Linked DNA regions of Homo sapiens: all the other regions are linked to region 1. The links are chromatin loops, found by intact Hi-C in ENCODE. Cell type or tissue: OCI-LY7. All regions are shown on one strand. Links, peaks and the distances in the headings refer to the core of each region. The heading gives the core; the rest is flanking DNA. Region 1 has its middle 53 kb from the start of STMND1. Region 2 overlaps KIF13A (kinesin family member 13A). Region 3 overlaps KIF13A (kinesin family member 13A).

Region 1 (10,633 bases), core at 3,605-8,604:
TTATGGCACTGTCCTCACACAGGCATGACGGATTATTAATTCCATTTCCAGCCCTTCTCCCCTCTCCAGAGAATAAGAGACGGTGCTGAAAGCTCCAAGCTTCTAATCCTGGCTTGGTCTATCTGGTGACCAGCCCCCAGCCAGGAGCCCATCAAGAGTCACCTCATTAGGACAAAAGACACTGCTATCACCCAGGAAATCTCAACAGATGGAAGACCACTCTGTCAGAAACTGGGGCAGAGACCAAACATTAGAACAAAAGATTTTCCTAGCACCCCATCACTCAGGAAATTACAAGGGTTTTAGAAGCTGTGTGCCCAGGACTGGGAGCAGAGACCAACATGTATATAGCTTACTATTTCATAACTATTTGTATTAACTAATAACTTCTCAAACCCAATTGCAGCTATTGTATTTTAAGGAAACTTTATAACACAATCTTTAATATATTGATAAAAATTTAAAATATATATATATACTTTTTTTTTTTTTTGAGACGGAGTCTCGCTCTGCCGCCCAGGCTGGAGTGCAGTGGTGCGATCTCCGCTCACTGCAAGTTCCGCCTCCCGGGTTCATGCCATTCTCCTGCCTCAGCCTTCCAAGTAGCTGGGACTACAGGAACCCACCACCACGCCTGGCTAATTTTTTGTATTTTTAGTAGAGATGGGGTTTCACGGTGTTAGCCAGGATGGTCTCGATCTCCTGACCTCGTGATCCACCTGCCTCAGCCTCCCAAAGTGCTGGGATTATAGGCGTGAGCCACTGCACCTGGCCAAAAATATTTTTATTGAATAATCCGTTCTTGGCCGGGCACTGTGGCTCACACCCGTAATCCCAGCACTTTGGGAGGCCGAGGCAGGTGGATCACTTGAGGTCAGGAGTTCGAGCCCAGCTAGGCTAACATGACGAAACCCCATCTCTACTAATAATACAAAAATTAGCCGGGCATTGTGGCACGCCCCTATAGTCCCAGCTACTCAGGAGGCTGAGACACGAGAATCACTTGAACCCAGGAGGCGGGAGTTGCAGTGAGCCAAGATTGCATCATTGCGCTCCAGCCTGGGAGACAGAGTGAGACTCTGTCTGAAAAAAGAAAAGAAAAACCGTTTGGTGGTCTGCAAACAGTTGCTAGAAAAACTAACATCTCCAGCACAACACAATGTACAGCAAAGGAAAAAGTAATGTTCTTGGAAGATAGCCTTAGACTATTGGCTTGGTTAAATATTACATTACACAATTGTTAGTAATTTCATTTCATTCAGTCTCATAAAACCTGCTATTTCAGGTATGATATAGGAGCATTGTGGGTTCTACATGGCCAGCACTCCCTGTCCCCTGTCGCCATTCAAAATTGGTGATATTTTTAAAACCACTTCAGGGGTTTGCAATTCTAAAAAAGTTAGAAGACATTGCTATTATTTATTTAGCTGATCCCTGTTGTTGGAAGTTTATTTATTTTTAATTTATTAGTATTAGGAGTTATTGTAAATAATTCTATTGTCCACATAAATAGGCTGGTTTATTAAGTTAGTCTTAAATTTAATCTCACAAGTTAAATAAAATGAAAAATTCCATTTTGGATCTTGTATGTAACATTACAAGGAAGTTGGCAAATGCCAGGGAATTGCCATTTCCACAGAAATATTGTGACATCCAGCGACTGCTTAATTAGTCCAAACAACTTGGAACCATTTGTTTTAATGTTCCAAGGAGGGTCTGTTTAGTCCTTTGTCCCTCCAAGCTTGCTAAAATCTGTGCAGCTTGAATGCTGGAAATTTACAAACAAACAAACAAACAAAAGAAACAAACAAGTAATCCCAGTTGCAGCTGATATAGAGAAATTCATTTTGACTTGCGTCCTCAGTCCAAGGTGAACAATTGCTGGTCTGCAAACAGCTGCTAGAAAAACTAACATCTCTAGCACAACACAATGTACAGCAAAGGAAAAAAGTAACGTTGTTGGAAGATGGCCTTGGACTATTGGCTTGGTTAAATATTACATTACACAATTGTTGGTAATTTCATTTCATTCAGTCTCATAAAAACCTGCTATTTCAGGTATGATATAGGAGCATTGTGGGTTCTGCATGGCCAGCACACGCTGTCCCCTCAGACAAGGGTGAGGACAGTAGGGAGAGGAAGAAAAGCTTGGGCTGTCAATGAGGGACACCAGGACCCTTGAGGTGCCCTCTGAAATCTAACAATCAATCAACTTGAGCCCTTCCAGAGTTGGCTGCCAATTAACTGTTTTCCCCTATCCCCACATCATCTCAACAAGATCAGTGAATATTTTCAATACATTTTTGTCTTCTTCTTCCCATGGTCTGAAGTCAAAGTTTGGGAATGATTTTAGTTACCACTTCTTCACTCCAGTTCCTAGTTTTTCTGAGATAATTTAGTATTTTTGTTTTCAAATTGTTAAATTACCTATAAAGTATGCCGTTTTATTTCTAGAGTCTATATTTGCACTTATATTACAGATTCATTGACAGTCTACCCTTAGTCATTTAGGTAGATAGATAGATATGAATAGATGATGAATATAAGTATCTCAAGTTTCATTGCTCATGCTCATTTCTTCTCATCTTCTTACACTATCATAATGTCTGCTTGGATTTGCTTGTAGTTTGGTTAGAGTATGTGCTCAAGAAAATCCCTCATTTGGGAACACTTAGGTTTATAATCTCTGAATTCTTATATACTCTCAAATTTCTTTCATTACCACATGAGATGTGATATCTTGGCTGGGTATAGAATTGTGGCTTTCATTTCTTATCTCTCAGAAGTCTACAGCTCTCAGAAGTCTGCAGATTCAATTCCACTAGCTTCTGTCTTTGCATGTGATGGAATGTAACAATGCCAGTCAGAATCTTTTTCTTTGAGAAGTGATTTTTCCTTTTTGCCTAAAGATTTTATGATTTTCTCTTTATTTTTTTTTATTCAGGAATTCTATTGGGATTTGCCTGGATATGAGTCTTTTCTCATCGATGTGGCCTGGAAATCAGTATACTGTTTCTGTCTACAGGCCACCAATATCGATTCAACTTTTCTTTTATTATTTTTTAAAGGACTGCCTCTTTTCCTTCAGAAGCTTTATTATAGAATTAGACTTTCAGGCCTATTCTCCAAGTTTCATCATCTCTCTTGATATACTTTTTTTCCCCTCAGGTCATTGGGATATTTTTTGGACTTGCTCTTCCTGGCAACTAAGTTGTGTCTTGACAGTACATTTCTCTTCTACTTATTTTTGACATTGCTTAATTGGAAAATTATGATTTTTAACTTCAGAAATTCTGTTCTGTGCTGCCAGTGACCCTCCTTATTTGATCTTTTTTTCCTCACTAAATTGTTGTCTGTCTCCTCCAGCAGCTTCATTCTATTGATTATATATTCTGTTTGTTATAACTGATCATCCTGCCTTTGACTGCTGAATGTCATTAGGTGGGATTTGTTGTTGCTGTTCAATGTTTGGGCAGAGAGGTCTTAGCTGGCCCATTTAGCTGCTTCTTGCCTTCCTAGAAGCCCAGTAACCAGGCCCATTTGTCAGGGCAGGTAGTGATTTTCCCCAGGGGCTCCTTTTGTTTCTGAATACTACCTTCTTCCCAATATCCACCATTGTCAGTCCTGAGCTCCCTGAAACTCGTCTCCAGGCACTCATATAACCCCTGGGAGAGAAAGTCCTATGCTGGTTCAATTAAACCTAGGATGTTGCTTTCATCCAGCTTTCTATAGACCTCAGCAGCTTTTTGGCTCAAGAGATCCATATGGATTGGACGTGGGAGTAAAGGAGAGGAGAGGGCCACATTCAGATAGATGGCTACATCCCCCAAACGCTTCTGCTTTCTCTGAGAGGACTTAAAAATACTCTTCTATTCATCGTTTAATAAGAGAAAAACTGTAACCTACGAATTATCTTGGATTTTTCCATATCTGAATGACTGTATTGGTTTTTTTCCTCCAACCTATTGATGGAATGAATTGTATCAGCATTTTTGCTGATACAGAACAATACTGCCACTCCTGGAATAAACCCCAACCAAGTCATTTTATCAGTCAGGATGCTTTCACCTAAAAATAATGAAAAGCCCAACTCACATCAATTGAAACAATAAAGAAATATATCGATGTATTTAACTAGAACACAAAAAGTAAGGCAGGTTCATGACTGGTTGTTCCAGGGCTTAACAGGCTCCTGTGACCTCAACATCAGCTTTGTCCTAAGGTGCAAATTCCTTGTAGTCATAGGATGGCTTTCAGTAGCAGCTGGAGCTATATGGTTCCTCCCTTACTTCTAGCAGAAGATGGTCATTTCAGGAAGCTTTCCCATCAAAGCAAAAAGGACATTTCCTAAGGGACTATGAAAGTGGCTCCTTGCATTCCTTATGCCCAGATTGTGTCCATGCCAATTCCTAAACCAGTCACTATCTAGGCAGTGGAAATTATCCATAGGCCAATCAAATCTCCCTTTGGAGTGAGGGACCGGAAGGCTTTCCCTGAAGCAAGCGGGTAAGGGGTGGATTCTGGAATCAAACTGACTTCCACTCAGAAGGGAGAAAGGCAAAGGAATGATGAACAGGCAAGCACCAATGTAAACCACAATCACCATCCTGGATTCACTTTACTAACGTGTGTGTGTGTGTGTGTGTGTGTGTTTAGTAGAGATGGGGTTTTTCCATGTTGGTCAGACTGGTCTTGAATTCCTGACCTCAGGACATCCACATGCCTCGGCCTCCCAAAGTGCTGGGATTACAGGTGTGAGCCACCGCACCTGGCTTTTTTTTTTTTTTTTTTTTTTTGAGATGGAGTTTCACCCTTGTCACCCAGGCTGGAGTGCAATGGCGCCATCTCGGCTCACTGCAACCTCCGCCTCCCGGGTTCAAGCCATTCTCCTACCTCAGCCTCCTGAGTAGCTGGGATTACAGGCATCTGCCACCATGCCCAGCTAAGTTTTGTATTTTTAGTAGAGATGGGGTTTCACCATGTTGGCCAGGCTGCTGTTGAACTCCTGACCTCAGGTGATCCACCCACCTCGGCCTCTGAAAGTCCTGGGATTACAGGCGTGAGCCACCACGCCAGACTGCTAACTTCTTATTTTGAATTTTGCATCACTGGTATATGGTTTTCTTCATGATGATCATTTCTCATAAGAAAATCTCGCAGGAATTTTCTACCAGAGACTTAAAAGTATGCAGCCCATCCTTCTCCCAAGCTGCTAGATTTGGGTCTGAGAGTCTCCTGATATTGCTCTTGCCAACTCTTAATTTACAGGGGATTCAAATAATTTGTTTTCAACTTTGCTGAATTTGAGAAAGCTTTACTGATGAGCTTTAGATCGTCTTTTCAATTCTACCAATATTATTTATTCATGCTTCCAGTCTTTGATCCGCTTATTTTTAATATCAAGTGATATTTTATTATATCCGTATTCCTTTCCATAAATTTGATTTTGCAGTCATAAGAAATAAAAACGAGAGATCTCATGTTTCCTTTACCCACTTTCCCCAGTGGCAACATTTGCAAAACTGTATTAACAAAAATCACAAGGATATTGACCTCGACTCAGTCAAGAGATAGAACATTTCCATCACCACAAGGATCACTCGTGTTGCCCTTTTAAAATTATTTTTTATCTTTTATTGTGCTTTAAAAACACATAAAATTTACCATTTTACCATTTGTAAGTGTACGGTTCAGTAGTGTTAAGTATATTCACATTGCTGTGAAACTATCTTTACTCTTAATTGCTCCAATCTTTGGTAAATACACCGCATTTACTCTTCATCTTGCCCTGTATACAAGATACAGTGGTAGGGTGGGCAGAACACAAGTAATGTTTAAGGTGGGAGGGGAAAAACATATGTACATGTGAAAAAATAACGAAATTGACAGTATATTTCTCAAAAGATAAATGACAGAATAGACAATTCTGCCATCTCATTCCTCCTTCCTTTTCTTTCATCCCCTCTGCTTCTTTTTTTTTGTAAAATTGATTACCTCTGATGAAATTTCACGGTGAGTTTTCTAATTAATCACAGTTCACTAGGAACTATTTTTCCCCACCTGCCATGAAATTTATTAAAACCAGGACAAAGATTTTTCCTTAAGAGGCTTCATCCATCTTACGGTATTGCTTTGGTCTGTGTCCAGCAGGTGGCACCAAAGGATAGTGAATAGAAATCAGTAAGCATCTTGATGGTGAATAGACTCAAAATTTGTGGGGGTTTATGGCACTTTGAGTCTTTCTACTTGATTGCATAATGATCAAAACTTTGCTTAGTCTATCCACTGAATATTTTAGCTCCTGGATCACTGTTACATTCTTCAACACATCTCTTGTCCTAATTTTTGGTGATGTTAATATCCATGTGGGTAATGCTTCCCAAGTCCTTCTCTCTGAGTTCCTTGACATCTTCTCCTCTAGTGATCTCTAAAGTGCCACCCTGTGCAACTGATCTCACAGTAAATTCATGGTTACTAATATCCAGGCAGCGGCTCTTAATGAGGCCAGGAATCCGCACCTGCCTTCTTGGATGTGGAGGACCTATCCATGCCCCCAGCTAAAGCCCATCCTATCTCAGCTACTCAAGGATGTCAGTCCTACAGATCTCTCATGTTATCAACATCTCCTCTACAGAAACTTTCCCAGCTTCATGTAATTGTGTTCTTCTTTCTTTGTGAATACCTGGAGGCCCCTTAACACCTGGTTTCCTTCTTATCCACACTTCCCACTCCAGGAACCACCCCTCCTCCTCCCCATTTCTTTCCTTCCTTTTACAGTCAAGTAAAAGGAAGAAAAAAGTTGTCTATACTCATTTTTTTTCTCCTGCTTATTCTCCTTTTAACCCATTTTAGTAATAGCATCACCCCCACCATTCCACTCAAACTGTTCTTGTTAAGGTCAAGGCTCACTGACTCTATTGGACAACTCTCAAGTCTTATTGTACTTGATCTGTCACAGGATTTGACATGGTTGATTGTTCCCTCCTCCTCACACACTCCCTTCACCTGCCCTCCAGAACGCCACGGTCTCCTGGGCTTCCTCCCGCCTCATTGGCTGCTCCTTCTGTTTCCCTCGTGAGTTCCTCCTCATTGCTCCGATCTCTACACATCGGAGAGCATAGAACATTTTCCTTTGGACGTCATCTCTTTTCTAACTACATATTCATCTTCGATGGTCACATTCAGTCTGATGGATAAAACACCATTCATATGCAGAAAACCCCCAAATTTTACATCCAATGAAAACATCTTCCTTAAGTCCAGGCTCCACTTGGATGTATCATCAGCCTCCAAACTCATTTTTTACAATTATACACACACACACACACACACACACACACACTTTTTTATTTCAATAGCTTTAGGGGTACAAGTGGTTTTTCATTACATAGATGAATTGTATACTGGTGAAATCTGAGATTTTCATACTTCCATCACCAGTGCACATTGTACCCAATATGTCATTTTTCATTCCTCACCCCCCTCCTGTCTTCCTGCTTCTGAGTCTTCAGAGTCCACAATAACATTCTGTATGCTTTGTGTATCCATAGGTTAGCTCCTGCTTAAAACTGAGAACATGTGGTATTTGGTTTTCTACTCCTGAGTTATTTCACTTAGAACAATACCCTTCAGCTCCATCCAAGTTGCTACAAAACACATTACTTTGCTCTTTTTTATGGCTGAGTAGTATTCCACAGCATCCCAACTCATTATGTCCCAGATGGAGCTTTCTCTGCTTCTCTTAGAGCCTTTTCTATCTCCGTGAATGCCAACTGCATCCTCCCCATAGTTCAGGCCAGAAACCTTAAAGCCATCCTTGACTCCTCTCTTTCATACGTTTTACCCAGTCTCTTAATAGATCCTGTCAGCCCTTCTTTCAAAATATATCAGAGTCCAACCACTTCTCACTACCTAAGCACTAAAATCTTGTCCAAACCACATCTGTCTCTCACTGGATTATTGAAATAGCCTTCTAGTTCATCTTTCAACTCTGCCCTTGTCTCTTTTCTGTCTACTCTGAAGACAGTAGCGAGGGAGGTCCTGTTATAAAATGATGTCGACCTAATCACTTGTCTAATCAACATCACAAAGGTCTCCCACCTCACACCAAGTAAGCCAGAATCATAACAACAGCCTTCGGTTCTGGGCTTCATCTTCAACTACTCTTCCCCCCACTCACTCACTCCAGCACACCAGCCCACTCTGTTCCTCAAATATGGCAGGCATGGGTCCCACCTCAGAGCTTTCGTCCCTCTCATTTGCTCTGCCCAATGACTGCCTGGGTCACTCTTCCTCCTCTTTCAGTCCAGTGAGCTCTTCTCTGATCACCTGGCTTATTCAAGTATTGTTTCATTTCATTTTACTTTACTTTATTTATTATTTATTTATTTTTTTTTTTTTCTGAGACAGAGTCTTGCTCTGTCGCCCAGGCTGGAGTACAGTGGCGCTATCTTGGCTCACTGCAACCTCCGCCTCCCAGGTTCAAGCAATTCTTCTGTCTCAGCCTCCCGAGTAGCTGGGATTACAGTCACGTGCCCCCATGCCCGGCTAATTTTTTGTATTTTTAGTAGGGATGGGGTTTCACCATGTTGGCCAGGCTGGTCTTGAACTCCTGACCTCGTGATCCACCTGCCTTGGCCTCCCAAAGTGCTGGGATTACAGGCATGAGCCATTGCGCCCGGCCATTTTATTTTATTTTAGACAGGATCCTCCCTCTTTCACTCAGGTTGGAGTGCAGTGGCATCATCAGAGTTCACTGCAACCTCGAACTCCTAAGCTCAAGAGATCCTCCTGCCTCAGTCTCCCAAGCATCTGGGACTACAGCTGCGTGCCATCATGCCTGGCTAATTTTTTTATTTTTTGTAGAGATGGAGTCTCACTGTGTTGCCCCTGCTGGTCTCAAACTCTTGGCCTCAAGGAATCCTTTCACCTCAGCCTCCCAAAGTGCTGGGATTACAGGTGTGAGGCACCATTCCTGTTCCTAGACCACCTGTTTAAAACCACATTCTCACCCCACCCATCATTCTGTAACCTGCTTCTAGCTTTATTTTTCTCCATAGTGATGTGTATTGGTTTATTGCCTATCTTTCCCCACCTAGAGCATAAGATCTACGTGGGCAGCAACCTGTGTTGTTTTGTTCCCTGCTGTGTCCTCAGAGCCAAGGAGGGTGCCTGGTACATGATTGATCCTCGATACAGACTCGTCGAGTGAATGAATAAATGAGTGATTCCTCTGCATTGGATCAGCAGTTGACTTGCACAATATTTATTGTGCACAAACATAATCTTTCATTCCTGACATACAGTGTGTTGCCCTTCCTAAGTACAAGCACAGGCAGAGCTCCAAGTCCTTGGTCAATGTTTTATTGAAAGGTAAGTTTAAAACTCAGAACAAACCGGCTCTCATGCTTTTGTAAATCATTTACCAAAATATGTTCTACCAACAATTTCCTTTCCTTGGGCCAGCTTTTATCTGAATGTACAACACTTAATGGCATAAATTCTACAAGGCTGAACACAATGGCATGTTTTATAAAAATACCCAGCTGAGGACATAAAAACACCCTTACCTCCAGAATTATCTATAAATGTAGGTATTCCCCAGCCTACCCAGTGTTTTAGATACTTGAGAATGGACGACTGTAATTTATTTTTTGGAACTATGCTAAATTTCTCCTTTGATCACTTAAATGTAAATACTTGCATTCATCTTAATAAAAAAGAAGGACCTTGGGTCTCCATCCTCCAGATGACAGCATGTCCTACATTTTAAATGTAAAGAGTTTAAGTCATGTTTTGCTTTTTGTCAGGTGATATGGTTATGCCTTGTGTCCCCACCCAAATCTCATCTTGAATTGTAAGGCCTAGGTATCGAGGGAGAGATCTGGTGGGAGGTGATTGGATCATGGGAGGCTTTCCCCCATGCTGTTTCTGTGATAGTGAGTTCTCACGAGATTTGATGGTTTCTCAAGGCAGTTTTCCCTGCTCTCTCCTGCAGGTTCTTCTCTCTCCTGCCACCTTGTGAAGAACGGGCCTTCCACCATGACTGTAAGTTTCCTGAGGCCTCTCCAGCCATGCAGAACTACGAGTCAGTTAAACCTCCTTTGTCTATAATTACCCAGTCTCAGGCAATTTGTTATAGCAGTGTGAGAACGGACTAATATATCAGGTGAAATAATTTGCAGTTTATTTGTTCAGAATAATGAGACCACAGCCAAACTTTTTTTGTACCAATGGGATTTAAAATGCTAAACCCTGCTTGTGGGGTTTTGTAGGGAATGTGGAAAATGGCATTAATTCCTGTGTAGAGAGCATAGTGGTGTAGGAAAATTCCTTTTGGAAATCTGCATCTTTTCCATAGTGTCCAGCTTTGAAATCAGTTTCCAGGTCCAGCTAAATGAATAGGCTTAACCCCCATCTAAAGAGTTATGCTACCTTTTCACTCTAAGTATTTTATGCTTTAAGGAAAAAGTCAAGCAACTCTTGCTTATAGAGTTGGTTCTTGACCATCCTGTCTTGCATGCGATAAATGTTTCTTTTGCACATATTCTGTGCTGGACACCATGCTAGGTCTTAAGGATGCAGAGAATACAGGGAAAACATGAGTAAAACTTAGCTTTATTTATAAGGAATC
Region 2 (10,633 bases), core at 4,152-9,151, 650 kb after region 1:
CTTCATGACTTTATGCTCTTGCTCTTAAGCTTTCCTACCCTATTTCCTCTTTCCAAAACACAAACAGACAGGGCAAGGTGACTCACGTCTGTAATGCCAGCACTTCGGGAGGCCAAGGCAGGAGGATAGCTGGACAAAGTGACCAGGAGATAGTGACCAGCTTGGGCAACAAAATGAGATCCTGTCTCTACAAAGTAAAAACTAGCCGGGTGTGGTGGTGCACACCTGTAGTCCCAGCTACTCAGGAGGCTGAGGCAGGAGGATTACTTGAACCCAGGAGTTCGAGGCTGCAGTGAGCCGTGATTGTGCCACTGCATTCCAGCCTGGGCAACAGAGTGAGACATCGTCTTTAAAAATAAAAACAAACCCAAACAGATGATTGTGAGGAAATGAATACTGAACTGACTGAGATGGGTGGCAAATCACCCAGAAAAACGAAGTAGGCAACGAGCCAAGCTAATTTTCTTTCCATTAGTCTTTAGGTGGAATCTCAGGTGAAGACATTGCTTGTGACTCTAATTTGCAGAAACAGTTGTGCTATATTTATTTAACCATATAGTATCTGCTTTTTAGTCTATTTTATTTGAAGATAGACCCAGAATTTAAGAAGAAAAAGAAACTTCATGACAATCTATACATTTTAGCGATGAAAAAACTCCAAGATGAAAAAACTCCAAGATCACAAGAGATCCAAAAAACTCCAAGATCATAAGAACCCAGAAGCTCTGGGACTAGCATTTATTAAAACAGCTGTTAACCAGGACACAGTTAAAATTCAGATTTCATCTTTCTAAACAAGCAGCTTTGTGGATTCAAAGAAAGATGGGGAATATTTAAAATAATATTCAGAGAACAACAATAAAAAATGATTAATAAAGATTTTGAGGAACAGACTTGTTGAATACAGATAAATGTATGCTATTTGTTTTCAGAAAAAGAAAAACTTGACAGCCCTTACCTATGTGAAATTTTATAGGTGGTGATATGGATTCGTTTTCTAAGTGTAGAACCAGAAAGAATAAGCATGATTTGCAAAAGAAGGGATCTTGTGTATCTATGAAGGGAAGTCTAAGGAAAAACAAAACTATAGAGAGGATGGAGCTGGTCTTTTAGAAATGACTTGTCAGCAGTCCTTGTGAAAGCCAGGAAGAGTATATGATGTCTCAAAGGAGATCCAACCACATTCACCACAAATTCACCTTTCCTTTTTTTATATTTTCTCATATGACTTATGAGAAACTCTATATGAAACATATCACTCATATGATACATTAGAATGTAATGCTATATTCATAAGAATCAGATGTATAGCAACTTACATGTTAAGATGCGCAAATTCTGAAATATGTATAATATGATCCCACTTTTGCATAGCATTTTTAAAGAACTTATGTGTGCATGATGTAAAAGGGTGTATGTACATATGTTATGACACACATATAAAAGATGCAGAGCATAGAAAGTAGTTTAATGAAATATGTAGCAACCTGTCACTGGTGGTTTATATCTTTGGGGAACAAGACTGTTGGTAGAGATCTTTTAGATTTTATTTTAAATATTTCTAAACTATTTGCATTTGTAATGAGGTACATTTTTGAGGTTAAAACATCTAATAAACATATTATACTTAAAACAAATGCTTGTGGGGACAACTGATTGTTGAACTGCACCAATTTCTGCTGCTTCCTACACAGCTCATTTGGTAATGGCATTTGTACCTTACAGTGGGAGAAGGTCACTGTGTACTGGGCATCCTTGGACTGTGGTGAAGGCACCTCGGGGTCCACCACCGGGGCAGCCACCGTAGACTCACACTGGTCCCAGAATGTGTATTGACAGAAGACAAAATTTGAGAGGTTTAAGGGCAGCCCCGTTGCTTCTTTAATTTTTACCTGAAGAGATAAACAATACAAATAAAACTCCAATGAACACTAAACATTCTTTCATTTCAGCTACCTCAAATTTAAGAGTAAGCGATGAAACAAATTGGTCATCCATTTGACATGTGAAAATATTATATCTGACACCGTGACACTAAGGGTTGTATCGATAATGAAATCTGTACCACAGTTCTGTAACTATAGTATATAAACTTGGCAACAAATACACACATTCCTGCAAAAGCTTCCTAATGACTGAGATGCAACCTTTAATAGAAAAACATAATTCACTAAGCAACATACACTTCTTGCATGTCAAATACATAAACACTTTTGAAATTTGATGCAACTGTCATAAGAAAGTGTGCTATATTTCTGAAAACAAAGTACTGTCCACCACTGTATCTGCTGTTACAAAATCCAACTTTTACTACCCTGGATGAAAAACTCTCATAAGATTTTTTGTAAAATGGTTTTGCATGAAAAAGGTCATTTATATGAGCCTCCCATCACTGTCCTCTCACCCGACATGTCAGCTTTTTGACTCGGTGAATGATTTCCCCGCTGCTGTCTACGACTTCAAGGCTCCCACTTTCACTGGAATTCTCCGAAGAGTCATCCTCCACCACACGCTCTGGAACAGCTCCTGTAACACGCATCACTTCCACGTGGAGACGCCCTGCAACCTGGGTCAAGGAACCAGAGCACCTTAGAGTGAACAGACATCCTGTGGGCAACCTCGACCCAAGACAGACGTGCCTTCTACAGTGAACCTGGAGAGGGGCTCTGCAGCTGCTGCTTGGTCGTCTTCGGCAACGGGAGCCCTGCTACTACCAGAGCAGTCCATTCCACCACTTGCCCCTGTGATCATCCTGCCTTAGTGTGAGCCAAATTTGCCTCCCTGCAACTTGCCTTCTGGAGTCATCCTCAAATGTATCCTTCCAAAGGACAGCCCAGGAATAGCTTAAAGGTAGCTCTCACATTTTACTTGGAGTCATCTAGTATCCATGTTTTGTTTTGTTTTTCCAAGATGGAGTCTTGCTCTGTCATCCAGGCTGGAGTGCAGTGGCATGATCTCAGCTTGCTATAACCTCTGCCTCCTGAGTTCAAGCGATTCTCCTGCCTCAGCCTTCTGAGTAGTTGGGATTACAGGTGCGTGCTACCACGCCCAGCTAATTTTTTTTTTTTTTTGAGACAATGTCTAGCTCTGTTGCCCAGGCTGGAGTGCAGTGGCGTGATCTCGGCTCACTGCAACCTCCACCTCCTGGGTTCAAGCGGTTCTTCTGCCTCAGCTTCCCAAGTAGCTGGGATTACAGGTGCCTGCCACCATGCCTAGCTAATTTTTGTATTTTTAGTAGAGACGGGGTTTCACTGTGTTGGCCAGGCTGGTCTCGGACTCCTGACCTCATGATCCACCCGCCTCGGCCTCCCAAAGTGCTGGGATTACAATCATAAGCCACCGTGTCCGGCCAATTTTTGTATTTTTAGTAAAGACGGGCTTTCACCATCTTGGCCAGGCTGGTCTCGAACTCCTGACCTTGTGATCTGCCTGCCTCGGCCTCCCAAAGTGCTGGGATTATAGGTGTGAGCCAACATGCCTGGCTATCCATGTTTTTTAAAATATATTCACTCACCTATTCATGTGAGTGAATATGAAATGCTTCATTCACTTATTCATTTGACCAAACAGCTAGCTCATGAAATACCAAAATAAAAACACAGGTTCTGCCATCAGGCAACTCACAGTAAAGGGAGGCAAGACAGAGAAGTAACTCACTAACAGGCCAGGCGTGGTGGCTCAAGCCTATAATCACAGCACTTTGGGAGGCCGAGGCGGGTGGATCACCTGAGGTTAGGAGTTCAAGAGCAGCCTGGCCAACATGATGAAACCCTGTCTCTACTAAAAATACAAATAATTAAAAAAAAAATTAGCCAGGCATGGTGGGTCATACCTGTAGTCCCAGCTACTCGGGAGGCTGTGGCAGGACTGCTTGAACCCGCGAGGCGGAGGTTGCAGTGAGCCGAGATCGCACCACTGTGCTCTAACCTGGGCAACAGAGTGAGACTCGGTCTCAAACAACAACAACAAAAACAACAACAACAACAGCAACAAAACTCACTAATAACAGCATAGAATAGTTGCTATAATAGATATATGTGCGAGTTGTTATGGGATAAACTTATCCACTAACACATATTTACCAAGAACTAACTGTGCCAGGAACTGTGCTATGAGCATCCAATAGCAAACCAAATTGACAAGGTTCCCGGGCTCGCGCAGCTTTTATTCTCTTGAGAGTAGAGAATGGGTGTGTAACTCAGACTGGGGCTGGGAGCAGGATGAAGGAGGGCTCCATAAAGCAGTGCCATTAGATCTAATCCAGGAGGAACAGCATATTGAAAGCCACACAGATATGAGGAATGTTACTTTAAAACTTTTTCATTAAAAGGTTTTAAATTTTCTATCATGGTGGCTCTCTGGATAGGAGCCAGTTTAACCGTGTTTTTCTTAAAGCTGGCTGCACAGAATCAAATTAGAGGAAAAGGATTATTCTAAAATTTGCATTCTTGGAGTGCTTTGTCTTAATTATATTTCATAACATAGTTTCAGGTTGTAATGACTGTGGCTGTCATTACACATGTGTACAAGGTGACACATGTTCTGGTAGTACTGCTATCATCCTAAACAGGGAAGGTTATTTTTAAAGGTAGATCAGATCCAATTTCCACACAGCAATTGGTACTGGCACCAAGGACCTACAAGAAATTACTCGATGATATCTGAGAAGTAAGACAAATATGGAGGAAGTAGTAAGATGGGGGAAGAAAGGAAATAAAAGAAATCAGAAGATAGTTGTTCTTAAGCTTTTTTTTTTTTTTTGAGACGGAGTTTCGCTCTTGTTGCCCAGGCTGGAGTGCAATGGCGCGATCTCGGCTCACAGCAACCTCCGCCTCCCGGGTTCAAGCCATTCTCCTGCCTCAGCCTCCGGAGTAGCTGGGATTACAGGCATGCGCCACCACGCCGGCTAATTTTGTATTTTTAGTAGAGATGGGGTTTCTCCATGTTGGTCAGGCTGGTCTCGAACACCGGACCTCAGGTGATCTGCCTGCCTCGGCCTCCCAAAGTGCTGGGATTACAGGCGTGAGCCACCACACCCGGCCAAGCTTTTTTTTTTCTTTTTAATGCTTTTCGATAATCTAATTCATTTTAATATAATTTCAGGGGGATTCATGGAATACTCAAAGCATACCACAGACTCCAAATTAAGAAGTCCTGAACTAGGGACTCAGCCACTGAATCACTCTGCCATGTTAACTGTGCTTTTTCTTTTTGAGACAGGGTCTTGCTCTGTTGTCCAGGCTGGGGTGCATTGGTATGATCATGGCTCACTGCTGCTTAGACCTACCTGGGCTTTGGTGATCCTCCCACCTCAGCCTCCTGAGTAGCTGGTGGGACTATAGGTGCTCATCACCATGCCTGGTTAATTTTTTTGTGTTTTTTTTGTTTTTTTTTGTTTTGTTTTGAGACAGAATCTTGCTCTGTCACCCAGGTTGGAATGTAGTGGTGTGATCTTGGCTCACTGCAACCTCCACCTCCCGGGTTCAAGCGATTCTCCTGCCTCAGCCTCCCGAGTAGCTGGGACTACAGGTGCCCGCCACTAAGCCTGGCTAATTTTTTTGTATTTTTAGTAGAGACGGGGTTTCACCATATTGGCCAGGCTGGTCTTGAACTCCTGACCTTGTGATCCACCTGCCTCTGCCTCCCAAAGTGCAGGGATTACAGGCGTGAGCCACTGCACTCTGCCCATGCCTGGTCAATTTTTAAATTTCTTTTTTAGACATGGGGTCTCATAGTGTTGACCAGGCTGGTTTCAGACTCCTAACTGTGCCCATTTTTCCCATGGGAAAAAGCTCTGTTAGGCACTGGTCCTCTGGAGCAGAATGTCCATGGGGTGTTTCCATAGTGGAGGGTGGGCTGTGCACTTACACCCCACAACTGGGAACCCGGGTCTATATCGCAGCTTCACTTTGGGCAGAATGGCATCTTATTCTTCACCTGCTCTAAGAATCACAAGAAATAACCTGGTAGTTCAACGTACATTTTCTGAAATATCTTATGCCTACCTAGGCCACTATATCTAAATAGCTGAAATACCAGAGTTTAAAAGGAGGGTAACAATGAGTCATTGAAGCCTGTTTTGTTTTGAGTACTTTGGACTGCAAAATAATCCTCCTGAGTTGTATCTTACAAAGACCATTTAGGGGCCAGGAAGGAACTAGAGTATATCGCAAAGGTATGAGATTACCTTTAAAAAGAGAGAGCGATATGGGGCACAGAGCTGAATATGGTTTCCAAAATATTTCCCATTTGATTAAAACAAAGAAAAAACTTGTGACCTCCAAATATTAAATGTTATAATAATCTTTTAAGACCATGACTTGGGCCAGGCACCGTGGCTCACGCCTGTAATCCCAGCACTTTGGGAAGCCGAGGCGGGCGGATCACAAGGTCAGGAGATCAAGACCATCCTGGCTAACACGGTGAAACCCCGTCTCCACTAAAAATACAAAAAATTAGCCCGATATGGTGGTGGGCGCCTGTAGTCCCAGCTACTCGGGAGGCTGAGGCAAGAGAATGGCGTGAACCCGGAAGGCGGAGCTTGCAGTGAGCCGAGATCGCGCCACTGCACTCCAGCCTGGGCGACAGAGTGAGACTCCGTCTCAAACAAACAAACAAACAAACAAAACCATGACTTAATCCTCAAAGCTTCTAATATCGATTATTAGTAGAGAAAAAAGAATGCAGACCTTGACTATTTGCCTTAGTTTCTTGATCCACCTCAAGAACATAGCTTAAATAGAATGAAAAACAAAATAAAACAAAACAAAAAACTTGAACCACCATCGTTCTCCAAGGCTGGCCTGTGCTTACCTCCCCCTGCTGGCTGATGATAGGGACTGCATACTGAAGTTTCACATCACAGAAGAGGCATTCCAAGAATACATTCGCCACCCCGATGAGGTTGTGATTTTCTTGGGCTTCATAGAAAGGGTCACCTCGTTTTCCGTAGAGTCTCTTTGCCTGAGAAGTAGGAGGGGCCAGTGAGTGGACGAATAAGAAACATAACATCAATTTAAATAATATTATTTAAAACTAGCATTTGAAAAAAAATTTAAAGAATCTATCCATTTAAACAGCAAGTAAAATTATAATGTCACATAAATAAAAACTAAATTAGCTGGGCGTGGTGGCGCACGCCTGTGGTCCCACCTACTCAGGAGGCTGGGGCACGAGAATCGCTTGAACCCAGGAGACAGAGGTTTCAGTGAGCTGAGATTACACCACTCCAGCCTGAGTGACAGAGCGAGACTCTGTCTCCATTAAAAAAAAAAAAAAAAAAAAAAAAAAAAAAAAAAGAATTAGCCCATGGGAGGGGCCTGTTTGCTGGGGAGCTAACTAATGCCTGTGCAGAAGATTCCTCTTCAGTTCCTGCCTTGTCTTCCTTATCTACCTCACTTGCAGCTTTTTCATTTCATCCCCTTTGTTTTGCCTCATCTCCTTTGCCAAGTCTTCTTTTCCACTGCTAATGTCCAAAAAATGGATTATGCAAGCTTAAATTACTCTTAGTAATCTACCTGGCCACGATCACAGCTAGGGGTGCGTGAACACACATTAATGAATGCGAAATCCACACTGGCTCCAGTCAAGCTGATTTTTCACAGCACCGATAAAATGGCATAAATTTACTTCATTCTACTTCTTTTCACTTGAAATGTAGTAAACATGAAGCCAAATAAGAATCTACTATATGTTTTCTTCATTTAGTTCCCAACTGTGTGGGGATCATGTGTTGTATTACTGATCCAACTTAGCGCTTCTTTCAAAATCACTTGTACTTTATTTTCCTAATATAATATCTAACGTATCATGAGCACATCTCCGTGTGTGTGTGTGTGTGTGTGTGTGTGTGTGTGTGTGTTGCTAAATCGCTTATATTCTCTGTTTTTAACATAACAAAATCTCCATTACATTTTGTCTCTTTTACCTCAGGAACTTTTTCCTTCCATTCTTGGTAAAGGTCTCTCATGTCAATTAATTTATTCTCCAGCTTCTCAATGGTCCACACTTGGGTGCTCTTTCCTTTCCTCCTCACTTGGATAGCTGGTTCACTCACTATTGCACCTCTCTGCATAAGGAAGAAAAACAAAACAAACCCTGTTATAACTCCTTTTTCGATTGCTAAAGCAATATATATACAACAGTAACACAGTAAGTTTGCAAAACACATAAATGCATACAAAAGAAGATAAAATTCTACCACCTACGAGGATAGTCTGGTTTATTTTCTACCTTCTATGTACACTCATGCACACTTTTTAATTTTTATCACGATCAAGACCAAACAAAAGTATAACTTCATACCCCAATCCTCTCTCCAGTTTTGATATTGTGATCATTTTTCTTGTATTGTTAAATATTCTTCATAAGCACGATTTTTTTTTTTTTTTGAGATAGGATCTTGCTCTATCATCCAAGCTGCAGTGAAGTGGTATGATCTTAGTGCACTGCAGCCTTGACCTCCTGGGCTCCAGGAATCCTCCCACCTCAGCCTCCCAAGTAGCTGGGACTATAGGCACATGACACCATGACTGACTATTTTTTATTTTATTTTTTGTATTTTTTTGTATAGATGGGGTTTTGTTATGTTGCCCGGGCTGGTCTCGAACTCCTGTACTCAAGCGATCTGCCCACCTTGGCCTGCCAAAGTGCTAGGATTACAGGCGTGAGCCACCAGGCCCAGCCATAACCATGATTTTTTAATGGCAACACAGCAGTGTCCTTAGCATTTGGATGTACTATACATTTGAGTAATTATTCTATTGTTTGACATCATGTCTGTTTCAAGGTTTTGCTATTATAAAGTCCACTATAAGCATCCTTGTGTATAAATCTCTATGGACACTTCTATGACTATGGGCTTAGAATAAATTTCCCAAAGGGGAACTACTAGGTCAAAAGACTAAAACCCAGTAAGACTGATAAGATACTCCCTGACTCATTTTCTAGCTTGCTTGCTGGAAGAAAAAGTGAATGGATGAAAAACAATTTTCTTACTTTTTTTAAATTTAGTTTTTCTTTTTTTCTGAGTCATAGAAAAACAATTTTCTGGCTGGGCACGGTGGCTCATGCCTGTAATCCCAGCACTTTGGGAGGCCAAGGTGGGTGGATCACCTGAGGTCAGGAGTTCGAGACCAGCCTCACTAACATGGTGAAACCCTGCCTCTACTAAAAATACAAAATTAGCTTGGTGTGGTGGCGCATGCCTGTAATCCCAGCCACTTGGGAGGCTGAGGCAAGAGAATCACTTGAACCCGGGAGGCGGAGGTTGTAGTGAGCCAAGATCATGTCATTGCACTCCAGCCTGGGCAAAGAGCGAAACTCTGTCTCAAAAAACAACAACTGTTGCAGGAAGTCAGGGACCCCAAACGGAGGGACCGGCTGGAACCGTAGCAGAGGAAGATGAATTGTGAAGATTTCATGGACGTTTATCAGTTCCCAAATAATACTTTTATAATTTCTTATGCCTGTCTTTACTTTTATCTCTTAATCCTATTATCTTTGTAAGCTGAAGATGTACGTCATCTCAGGACCACTGTGATAACTGTGTTAACTATACAAATTGATTATAAAATGTGTGTTTGAACAATATGAAATCAGTGCACCTTGAAAAATAACAGAATAACAGTGATTTTTAGGGAACAAGGGAAGACAACCATAAGGTCTGACTGCCTGCAGGGTTGGACAAAAAGAGCCATATTTTTCTTCTTGCAGAGAGCCTATAAACAGACATGCAAGTAGGAGATATATTGCTAAATTCTTGTCCTAGCAAGAAATATTAATATTAATACCCTGGGAAAGGAATGCATTGTGGGGGGAGGTCTATAAACGGCCGCTCTGGGAATGTCTTACCTGGTTGAGATAAGCACTGAGATACGCCCTGGTCTCCTGCAGTACCCTCAAGCTTACTAGGGTGGGGAAAAACTCCACCCTGGTAAGTTTGTGGTCAGACCGGTTCTCTGCTCTCGAACCCTGTTTTCTGTTATTTAAGATGTTTATCAAGACAATATGTGCACCACTGAACATAGACCCTTATCAGTGGTTCTCCTTTTGCCTCTGTCCTGTTCCCTCAGAAGCATGTGATCTTTGCTAGACTGGTATTAGTAGTTCTGCTTTTTGTCCTTTGAAGCATGTGATCTTTGTACCTACTCCCTGTTCTTACACCTCCTCCCCTTTTGAAACCCTCAATAAAAACTTGCTGGTTTTGAGGCTCAGGTGGACATCATGGTCCTACCGATATGTGATGTCACCCCCGGCGGCCCAGCTGTAAAATTCCTCTCTTTGTACTCTTTCTCTTTATTTCTCAGCTGGCTGACACTTATGGAAAATAGAAAGAACCTACAATGAAATATTGTGGGCGGGTTCCCCTGATAAACAACAACAGCAACAAAAATGAAAAACAATTTTCTTCAAAGTTTCTCCCTACAGGAAAAATTCTTCAAGGTGAAATGACAGGAAACTCCCAGACGCTTGCAAAGAGAGCCGTGTATTTGAAGTCAGGTATCATGAAAAGTCTTCCTTTCTTGTAGAATTCACTCTTAAAAAGGTACCATAGCAGGCTGGGCACAGTGGCTCACGCCTGTAATCCTAGCACTCTGGGAGACTGAGCGTGCAGAACATCTGAACCCAGGAG
Region 3 (10,633 bases), core at 1,149-6,148, 660 kb after region 1:
ATGCTTTTCACTTCAATACATTCACACAATCAATGCATACAATATTTACTAAATACCTACCAGGTGACCACATCATTCTAGGCACTAGGGATACTTCAAAGGATTCCCTGTCCCTTGCAACTCATTTTCCAGGGTAGGAAATAGAAAACAAACAAATAACTATTAATATATAATCCTAACGTTTCCTATTGTTGAATGAAACTGTTCTTTAATTTTCTATGACTTAATTTTTCCACAAATTTATATCTTGTTTCATACTACATTCTAAGTGTACAAAGAGAATAAACGACATCTGTGGCTTTCTTTGTAATTCTCACCAGCGTTTAAATTTACTTGATTCTCAACCCATCAACATTCATGTAGGTAAGAGTCCTTCATTATTTCACAACCCATCAACAATTTACTTAGGTAAGAGTTCCAGCTTCTTATATAACCACATACAATTAATGACATCTTACTTTTATCCAGTGAAACCTGACAAAATCAATAATGCAACTATTCTTGTCTTTGAATGACATTCCCAAAATATCTCATCTTTTTTTTTCTTCCTTCCTTCCTTCCTTCTCTCCCTCCCTTTTTCTTTCTTTCCTTCTCTCTCTCTCTTTTTCTTGGAGATAGGGTCTCCCTGTGTTGCCCAGGCTGCAGTGCAGTGGCTATTCAGAGGCATGATCACAGTGCACTACAGCTTGAAACTCCTGGGCGCAGGTGATCCTCCTGCCTCAGCCTCTGGAGTAGCTGAGACTATAGGCATGTGCCACTGTACCCGACTTCTACACTTTTCCTTTCTTTTAAGAATTTAAGCCCCAAAGAAAATCAATCTGGAATTAAGGGAAATCAAAAAAATATTTTTAACTATTTAACTGAAAAACACTATGGTTAAAAGCAAACCACCTTCTTTATCAGATACTTTTGTTTTTTAAAATTTAAATATTTTGACTTATTTTAGGTTCAGGGGTACATGCACAGGTTTGTTATACAGGTCAACTCATGACTAAGGGGTTTGATGTATGGATTATTTCATTACCCGGGTAGTAAGCATAGTACTTGGCAGGTTTTTGTTTTTTTTTCCTGAGCCTCTCCCTCCTCCTCCCACAGGCCCCAGTGTCTGTTGTTCCCCTTTCTGTCCATCGGTTCCCATGATTTAGCTCTCACTTATTAGTGAGAACACGCGGTATCTGGTGTTCTGTTCCTGCATTCGTTTTCTAAGAATGATGGCCGCCAGTTCCATCCATGTTCCTGCAAAGGACACGATCTTGTTGTTTTTCATGGCTGCATAGTATTCCATGGTGTACATGTACCACGTTTTCTTTATCCAGTCTATCGTTGGACATTTAGGTTGATTCCATGTCTTTCCTATTGTGAATAGCACTGCAATGAATATACATGTGCATGTGTCTTTATGGTAGAACAACTTATATTTCTTTGGGTACATACCCAATAGTGAGATGGCTGGGTGAAATGATAGTTCTGTTTTTAGCTCTTTAAAAAATTGCCGCATTGCTTTCCACAATGATTGAATTAATTTACACTCTCACCAACAGTGTATAAGGGTTCCCTTTTCTTCGCAACTTTGCCAGAATCTGTTATTTTTTGACTTTTTAATAATAGCCATTCTGACTGGTGTGAGATGGTATCTCATTGTGGTTTTGATTTGCATTTCCCTAGTCATTGGTGATAATGAACACTTCTTAATATGCTTTGTTGGCCACATGTATGTCTTCTTTTGAAGACACTTTTGCTTTTATCTTTTATATTGTTTAGTAAATAGAAAGGATATCAATGGGTACAATTATATCAGTTATCCTCAACAGCTAGCTGTTGCTTGGCGTGAAGCCACCAGCTCATAGTAAATGTGTAAAAGGCAGCTCTTCAGAAAAAGGACCATCTGATAACTTTTGTCTGTTTCTTCCAGGTACAATAAAGTATAAAAAGTAACATAACATCTGGTGCAGTGGCTCACGCTTATAATCCCAACACTTTGGGAGGCTGAGGCGGGCGGATCACCTGAGGTCAGGGGTTCGAGACCAGCCTGGCCAACATGGTGAAACCTCATCTCTACTAAAAATACAAAAATTAGCCAGGTATTGTGGTGGGCACTTGTAATCCCAGCTACTTGGGAGGCAGAGGTAGGAGAATCGCTTGAACCTGGGAGATGGAGGTTGCAGTGAGCGGATATCATGCCATTGCACTCCAGCCTTGCACTCTAGCCTGGGCAAGAAGAGTGAAACTCCATCTCAGAAAAAAGAGTAATATAAGTATGATAAATCTTCCTATTTCAGTATCCAGACAGATGAGCAGGTAGCTCCTGGGGAAAATATAATTGACTCTCTTCTCTTCATTTAACATTAACAAGTGCGTGACTGTTGCGAGCCTTGCGCTGCAGGGCAGGGTTCCCTTTTCTCCTCTTGGGAGTCACCTTCCCCGGGTGTGGCCTGTGTTCTGCATCTCATTGCTAGTGAGAGCTGCAGTGTGTGTGTGAGTTACAGGAAGAGCTCTACAGTCAGAATGCCACGGCTCTGATCCCATCGCCCAATTTACCAGCTAACTGACCATCTGGGTAAATCATTTAACCTCTCAGCCTGAGTTTCCTTATGTGTAAAGGCAGTAGCAGTTGTGAGGATTAGAGGAATACAGGAACAGCAATTAGTACCTGGTACATGGTATAAATGGTCTATAGATGTAAGGTGCTGCTTTTTTTTTTTTTTTTTTTTTTGAGATGGAGTCTTGCTCTGTTGCCCAGGCTGGAGTGCAGTGGCATGATCTCAGCTCACTGCAAGCTCCGCCTCCCAGGTTCACGCCATTCTCCTGCCTCAGTCCCCCGAGTAGCTGGGACTACAGGCGCCCGCCACCACGCCCGGCTAATTTTTGTATTTTTAGTAGAGATGGGGTTTCACCTTGTTAGCCAGGATGGTCTTGATCTCCTGACCTCGTGATCTGCCCGCCTTGGCCTCCCAAAGTGCTGGGATTACAGGCATGAGCTACAGTGCCCGGCTTTTTTTTTTTTTTTTTTTGAGACAGTCTTGCTCTGTCACCCAGGCTAGAGTGCAGTGGCGTGATCTCAGATCACTGCAACCTCTGCCTCCCGGGTTCAAGCAATTCTTCTGCCTCAACCTCCCGAGTAGCTGGGATTATAGGTGCCCACGACCGCACCTGACTTATTTTTGTATTTTTAGTACAGACGGGGTTTCACCATCTTGGCCAGGCTGGTCTTGAACTCCTGACCTCATGATCCACCCGCCTCGGCCTCCCAAAGTGCTGGGATTACAGGCGTGAGCCACCGCGCCCAGCCAGGTGTTGCTTTTATTAGTACTATTAATTATTATAACACAGGTGTTATTAGGAGACTGCAGAGAAAACTGGGTTCAAACTCTGTTTTTTTCACTTCCTAGATGGTTGATTAAGGCAGGATATTTAAACTGATTGCCTGACCTATAAGACAGGGATAATAGTTCCTATGGCATACTGCTGCTGGGATGTTAAATAAAAGACTGGACTATGGCAAGAACACAACTGAAGTCTTCAATAGCCTATTGTCCTTATTATGGTAGTGGTGATTATTATTATTACCATTTCCTCCACTGTAGGGTCCAGCCCCACTGGGTCTGTGGATTTTTCTCCTCGTGTGTGGAGATGAGAGATCATAGAAATAAAGACACAAGACAAAGAGATAGAAGAAAAGACAGCTGGGCCCGGGGGACCACTACCACCTAGACGCAGAGACCGGTAGTGGCCCCGAATGCCTGGCTGCACTGTTATTTATTGGATACAAGAAAAGGGGGCAGGGGAAAGAGTGTGAGCCATCACCAATGACAGGAAGGTCACGCAAGTCATGTGTCCACTGGACAAGGGTCCCTTCCCTGTTTGGCAGCCAAGGCGGAGACAGAGAGAGGACAGCTTACACCATTATTTCTTCTATGTATTTCAAAGACTTTAAGTACTTTCGCTAATCCTGTTACTGCTATCGAGAAGGCAGAGCCAGGCGTACAGGGTGGAACATGAAAGCAGACCAGGAGAGTGACCACTGAAGCACAGCATCACAGGGAGACAGGCCTCTGGATGGCTGCGGGCGGGCCTGACTCATGTCAGGCCTTCCACAAGAGGTGGTGGAGCAGAGTCTTCTCTAACTCCCCCGGGAAAAGGGAGACTCCCTTTCCCAGTCTGCTAAGTAACTAGTGCCTTCCCCAGGCACTGACGCTACTGCTAGACCAAGGCCCGCTAGGTAATGGGCGCCTTCTCAGGCACTGGCCTTACCACTAGACCAGGGAGCCCTCTAGTGGCCCTGTTTGGGAGTAACAGAGGGCTTACACTTGTCTTCTGGTCACTTCTCACTGTGTCCCTTCAGCTCCTATCTCTGTATGGCTGGTTTTTCCCAGGTGATAACTGTAGAACAAAGATTATTATAATATTGGAATAAAGAGTAATGCTACAAACTAATGATTAATGATATTCATATATAATCATATCTATAATCTATTTCTAGTATAACTATTCTTATTCTATATATTAGCTTTATTATACTGGAACAGCTTGTGCCCTTGGTCTCTTGCCTTGGCACCTGGGTGGCTTGCCACCCACACTCTACCACTTTCTCCTTTGAGAGTTCTGATATAAGTATTTTAAAGTCATAAATCTTTTCTTTTAGTCAGGTTCTTTTTTTTTTTTTTTTTGAGACAAAGTCTCCCTCTTGTCACCCAGGCTGGAGTGCAATGGCGCGATCTTGGCTTACTGTAACCATTGCCTCCTGGGTTCAAGCGATTCTCCTGCCTCAGCCTCCCAAGTAGCTGGGATTACAGGCGCCTGCCACCATGCGCTGCTATTTTTTCTTTTTTTTCTGTATTTTTAGTAGAGACAGGGTTTCACCATGTTGGCCAGGCTGGTCTGGAACTCCTGACCTCAGGCGATCCGCTGCCTTGGCCTCCCAAAGTGCTGGGATTACAGGCCTGAGCCACCGCACCTGGCCTGAGTCAGGTCAGGTTCTTCCTGTCACCCAGGCTGGAGTGTGGTGGCATGATCGCAGCTCACTAAAGCCTTGATCTCTGGGGCTCAAGTGACCCTCCCTCCTAAGCCTCCCAAGTAGCTGGGATTATAGGCACCAGCTACCATGCCTGGCTAATTTTTTATTTTTTGTAGAGACAAGGTCTCGTTATGTTGCTCAGGCTGGTCTTAAACTCCTGGGCTCAAGCGATCCTCCCAGTGACCTTATAGGCATGCACCACCACGCCTGGGTAATTTTTACTTTTTGTAGAGACAAGGTCTCACTATGTTGCCTGGGCTGGATTCAAACTCCTGGGCTTAAGTGATCCTCCCGCCTCAGCCTCCCCAAGTGCTAGGATTACAGGTGTGAGCCACTGCACCCAGCTATAAATCTTAAACTTTCACATTTAGTAGATTAATCAGCACTGAAGTTGTATTTAAATAGATTCAAAAGTATGAGAAATAAGAAAAAAATGCTTTTGTGTTAAAGAAATTATTCAAACTTTCTAAATTTCAATACATACCTGTCTAACCCTTGCAACTTGGCACCATTTTTATTGAAGGGTAAATGGTTTGGGGGTAGGAGGGGTCTTTAACAGCTAACATTATAGTAAACATACTTAGGGTGGACAATATTTGTGAAAGGAAAAGCTAATTGGCAATATCACGTATGGGATTAAGAGTTCTCTTGTTGCTAGGTTTGTCCCTGACATGTCTCAAAAACCCCTCCCTCAAAGACCCACGGCCTTGGGGCCTTGACTCTGGGCTGCCCCCGCTGCAGTTCTTACCTCTCTTCTGCCCACTGGGTCACCTTCTGCTGCGCTGTCTGGCTGCTGTAGGCCAGGCGGTCAGGGCCGCTACTCTGTGGCTGCCTGTCGGGGGAGAGCTGCTGGCGGAGTTGCTCCAGTTCCCGCTCATACATGAGCCGCTGCTCCTCTAGGGCACTTCTCTTTTCTTCTAGGTATTGTTTCTCCAGGACCTGAACCACATTTTGAACTGGGTCTAGTGAGCCAAGAGACAAGGCAAGGTGTCTTAGTGGCGGCTAAAACAAGCATTCATGCCAGGCACTGCAGCCTGTGGGAGGCTTCCTCTAGCAAGGAATCTAGCCAGTCAATACGCTTTTTGTGAGAGGCCTGAGGGGCCACATCAGGGAAATCCTCTCAAATTCCTTGTTACAGACATTGCAGATAAATGCCCTTTATAAGTATACATTCTCCACATCCTCTACGTTACTTTCTTCAATTTGATGAGCTCATCCTAACGTTTAGATAAATCATTAACCTACTACCAGCAGATGGGGGAAGAGAGAGGAATGTGATCTTATCCACTGGGAAGAAAAACTTCACGAAATCTAGGACAATTCCAAACACAGAAGCACATAAGATTTGATCTTTCTTTATGGTAATTCATTTCTATGTCCATTTAATATCAGTTTTGGTATACGACAAAGATTTATGACTTTCACCACAAATCCTATTACTATTGAATTTCTCTAAGTGGGAGGAAACTTACAGATCACAGCACATGTTTGAAAATATTGCTTAAGGATATGGTCTGGCAATTTCTCAGACTAGTATCTAAAAGGACAATTCACTTGCAAAAATAATAAAAACCTGTTTCTAACATCTCACGTGTACAGGCACAGAGCTCACCACCATGCACATGGGTGAAAAGGTATAGATGTACTAACAGATCTTGCTCCAATGAGCTACCATGATGGTTGTGGTATAGGTAAATCCTAATGGGCTGGGCAGGATATCAACTTGGTAATGACCAATAAGCTGGATACTGTGGAGAAAGATCAAGGCTCTGGGTCACATGTACAAAAGGAGAAAGTTACTGACATCACTAAGTGAGGACAGTGTAGGGAAGGAGAATGTTAGACAATCTCAATAGTAGAACAAGAAAATCATCATCACAGTTAATATTTCCCAGAACTATATTGGACTGAGAGATGCATTCTCAGACCAGCCTGGGACATGATTTTCTCCTTGTACATTCACACATTTGCCTGCTATTCAGTGCCATTTATGCTGTATTCCCACACATTGGCACTCAGTTTAATTTCCAGAAAAGAAGCTGAAAATTAAAGTGACTCAGGAGGAATTTTTATATTACCTGATGATTGCTATTGACTGGTTTTTCCAAGATACCCTAACAACTTGTAAAATACACATGTAAATTGTAATAATTTTCTATATTAGCATTAAGAGAAAAAGATAGCATGTTAGCTTCAAAAAATAAAGTTAAATAATTCAAAACAAAAAGAATCAATTTTTTTAAAATCACAAGAAAAGCTCAGTATAGATGAGTTGTTTTAATAAAAATGACAACCACAATGGCAACAATAACTCTACTAGCTCCTGGCTACATCGCAAGTAGAGGTTCTATCTGCTTTGCATGCATCACTTCATGAAAGCTTTGCAACAAGCCTAAGTGTGGATATCATCCCGATTTTAAAAATGAGGAAACGGGGGCTCAAAAAGGCTAAACAGCTGATCTACAACACGTAGCTACAAAGTGACAGGGTCAGGTTTTTAACTCAGATAACTAACTAATTGGCTGGGGTAGGACATTCACTTGGTAATAAACTGATGTGGTACTCTTACCCCCAATGTTTTGCTTACAATTAGTATTCTGTGAAAGAGTGATACTTTTGAAAAAGATACTGTTTTATTGATATAAAATTCTAAAATTCAGCATGTTTTCAAAGAAGCAAAATAGTTTTCTTTGTAGAGTCCTGACATGAGTTCCTAAAATATATCACTTTTTTTTTTTTTTTTTTTGAGACGGAGTTTCGCTCTGTTGCCCGGGCTGGAGTGCAGTGGCGCGATCTCGGCTCACTGCAAGCTCCACCTCCCAGGTTCAAGCCATTCTCCTGCCTCGGCCTCCCCAGTAGCTGGGACTACAGGTGCCCACCACCACGCCAGGCTAATTTTTTGTATTTTTAGTAGAGATGGGGTTTCACCGTGTTAGCCAGGATGGTCTCGATCTCCTGACCTCATGACCTAAAATATATCACTTAAAAAGCTGATGGAAAATAAACTGGGGGCCAGGCGTGGTGGCTCACGCCTGTAATCCCAGCATTTCGGGAAGCTGAGGTGGGCGATCACTTGAGGTCAGGAGTTCAAGATCTGCCTGGCCAACGTGATGAGACCCTATCTCTACTAAAAACACAAAAACTAGTCAGGCGTGGTGGCATGTGCCTGTAGTCCCAGCTACTTGGGAGGCTGAGGCAGGAGAATTGCTTGAACCCAGAGGCGGAGGTTGTAGTGAGCTGAGATCGTGCCACTGCACTCCAGCCTGGGCAACAGAGTGAGACTCCATCTCAAAAAAAGAAAGAAAAGAATATAAACTGGGGGAAAAAACCCAAACCAAAAAACAAACAAAAAATCTTATGCAAACATAGATCCTGGGTGGGTAAAATATTATCTATATAATAACAACCTATGTATTCCTAAGCATCAGAACTTCTGACAAACTCCTATAACTTCTAAAAAAATATGAGAAATATGGTAAAATTTTTTTGAGGGCATCTGAAGACATTTTAAATGTAAGCTCTAGAGAAGAAAAGTTCTTTCAGAATTAAAAAAATATATACACATATTTCTCAAACAGTATATAGGCTCTGGGTTTAAAAAAGAAAGGACAGGGTGCTACAGTACTTGCCATCCATTTATATTTAGATGGAGCCCAACTGTCCTAACAGTGTTTATAAATCTTTTCCAGAGAAGCTGGAAAACACACCGTTTTATAAAACTGCATTATAGGGTTTTTGCTACGAGATACTGAATAAGATATATAATCCACATTTCCATTGTTAGTCAGTAGTGCAGAAACACACATGATCCCAAATGACTGGGGCAGAGGGGATCTCACCCCAAGGTTCCATGCTGACACAGGCCACGTGAGTGAGGCTATTTGAAACTGCACCAGCAGCTGTCATGACACAGCACTACCACTACTCACTAGGCATGATGAGTGGCCACAAATTGAAGTGCAAATACAGAAGACAGAGCAACTCAATCCGTCCTTCCTCTGAGACTCCCACAGTAGAGTCTTGTAAGCCCCATTCCCGAACTCCCAGATCCGCCCTCACCACACACAGCTACGGTGGAGGTCTAGGGGCTGGGGTTTTGTTTCGCCTCTGATCCCTAACATTAGTCTGCAAACACCTTTCTCACGGACAACTTTGATGACATTTTCTTTTCAAATCAATTAACCAGTTTCAAGTCTTTACCCCACACACAGCATATTTTCAAACAGACCATCCAAATCAGCAAGTCGATCTGACTCTATGATGTGGCCCAGGACGGAAGCCAAAGATTATTCAGCCCTTTCTCAAAATACCAACCAAATATCAAGAGATTGTCCACAGGTTTATTTTTCCTATCATTTTCCTTCTCTTGAATGAACTGTTTTAAATAGTGAGCCAGGTGCCCAAAGCCAAGATCTCAAAGAAGTAAGTATTTTAGGAAAAAAGAAAGGACCACGTTTACTTTGGGCATAGCACTTTCTCGTCCTCATTAGTTTCTTCTTTACTTAGTAGGTAACTATGCAATGAGCTCAAACCGACCCATCATCCCAAGAATGGAAAAGAAAAAATGGCGGTGGTAGTGGTGCTGGTAGCAGGGTATTCATATAAGAAAGAGAATTAGAATTAATTAACACCAAAATGTCTAAAAAACTGAATTGAGGGGAAACAGATCTTTGGAGAAAAAAAGAACTATTTGATCCCAGATGGAACAAACTGGCACTACGCATGACCCTTTGTCAGCCCCTTAATTGTTCTTTATTTTTAAAATGTTTTGTAGAGATGAAGGCTCACTATGTTGCCCAGGCTGGTCTCGAACTCCTGGCCTCAAGCAATCCTCCCACTTTGGCTTCCCAAAGTGCTGGGATTACAGGAGAGAGCCATTGCGCTTGGCAAAGTTGCACTTTCTTTAGAGCTGCCATTGACATTGAAAAAAGAGATGATTCTTATTTTGTCTGATTCCTATTTCAAACCCCTGGGAAGAAGGCATTATTGTCCACAAATACTAGGTTTCTTTTTACTTTTAATTCAAATGAATTGGATTTTAGATCAGTATTTACTCTAGAAACTAAAAAAATACATTAATCTTACCTATTACTGGGATACTGTAGGTGAATATATATCTGGAAGTACTACTGACCTGAACTGCTCTGCTGTCAACAGCAACAAAGCCATCGATAACAGCAGTAATAATACCAATAATACTTTTCAGTGCTGTTGCACACATACAGAATAGCTGCTGTTAGAGTTTAACCAAAATCTGGGAGGCAAATGGAATTGGGACATGGTGTGTGTGTGTGTGTGTGTGTGTGTGTGTGTGTGTTGGGGGTGGGGTGTTCATAATTGAAAAGGAACATTCCTCAATGAAGAATACAGAACACCTTCATCAGCCAGAAAACTCCAGCTTCTTCCCAATCATGTTAGTTAGATTTTTGCCAAAGCATGGAGCATGAGCATCAATCAGCAGCACTGCTAAAAACCAGCCAAGCTCCCTCATGCCAATGCCAATCAGTTAAAAACCTTTATCCCAGTGTTTGTGGAGGAGCTTCGTCTGAAACCACATGAGAGGAAAGAGGATCTTCAAATAAGACCACCAAGGGGATGACCACCAGGCAGACAGGCTTA

Evidence for each region. A loop is a pair of places that touch in the nucleus more often than their neighbours do. Peaks named below come from ENCODE experiments on the same cell type or tissue, not always from the same donor. Only the 100,000 strongest peaks of a DNase experiment are listed, where the experiment ranks them.
Region 2: it touches region 1 in a loop (8-fold over the local background); 91 of 110 quality-filtered maps call a loop at or near these places.
Region 3: a loop joins it to region 1, with 10 times the contacts of the local background. A loop is called at or near these places in 88 of 110 quality-filtered maps.

What each region holds. Positions count from the first base shown.
Region 1 is chr6:17,150,145-17,160,777 of GRCh38, forward strand. No RefSeq gene overlaps it. Among named protein-coding and RNA genes, the nearest start is that of STMND1, 53 kb to the left of the region's middle. In OCI-LY7, for the core only: CTCF peaks have their summits at 6,145 (motif pointing right) and 6,351; a DNase peak (open chromatin) is centred at 6,167.
Region 2 is chr6:17,797,548-17,808,180 of GRCh38, forward strand. KIF13A (kinesin family member 13A) reads right to left here. Exons shown (of 39, transcript NM_022113.6): 19 at 7,928-8,068; 20 at 6,814-6,963; 21 at 2,405-2,566; 22 at 1,719-1,892. Among named protein-coding and RNA genes, the nearest start is that of NUP153-AS1, 96 kb to the left of the region's middle. In OCI-LY7, for the core only: CTCF peaks have their summits at 6,815 (motif pointing left) and 7,016; a DNase peak (open chromatin) is centred at 6,834.
Region 3 is chr6:17,811,258-17,821,890 of GRCh38, forward strand. It overlaps KIF13A (kinesin family member 13A), which reads right to left. Exons shown (of 39, transcript NM_022113.6): 17 at 5,763-5,976. Among named protein-coding and RNA genes, the nearest start is that of NUP153-AS1, 110 kb to the left of the region's middle. RefSeq lists an enhancer at 4,121-4,415. In OCI-LY7, for the core only: a CTCF peak has its summit at 4,267 (motif pointing left); a DNase peak (open chromatin) is centred at 4,254.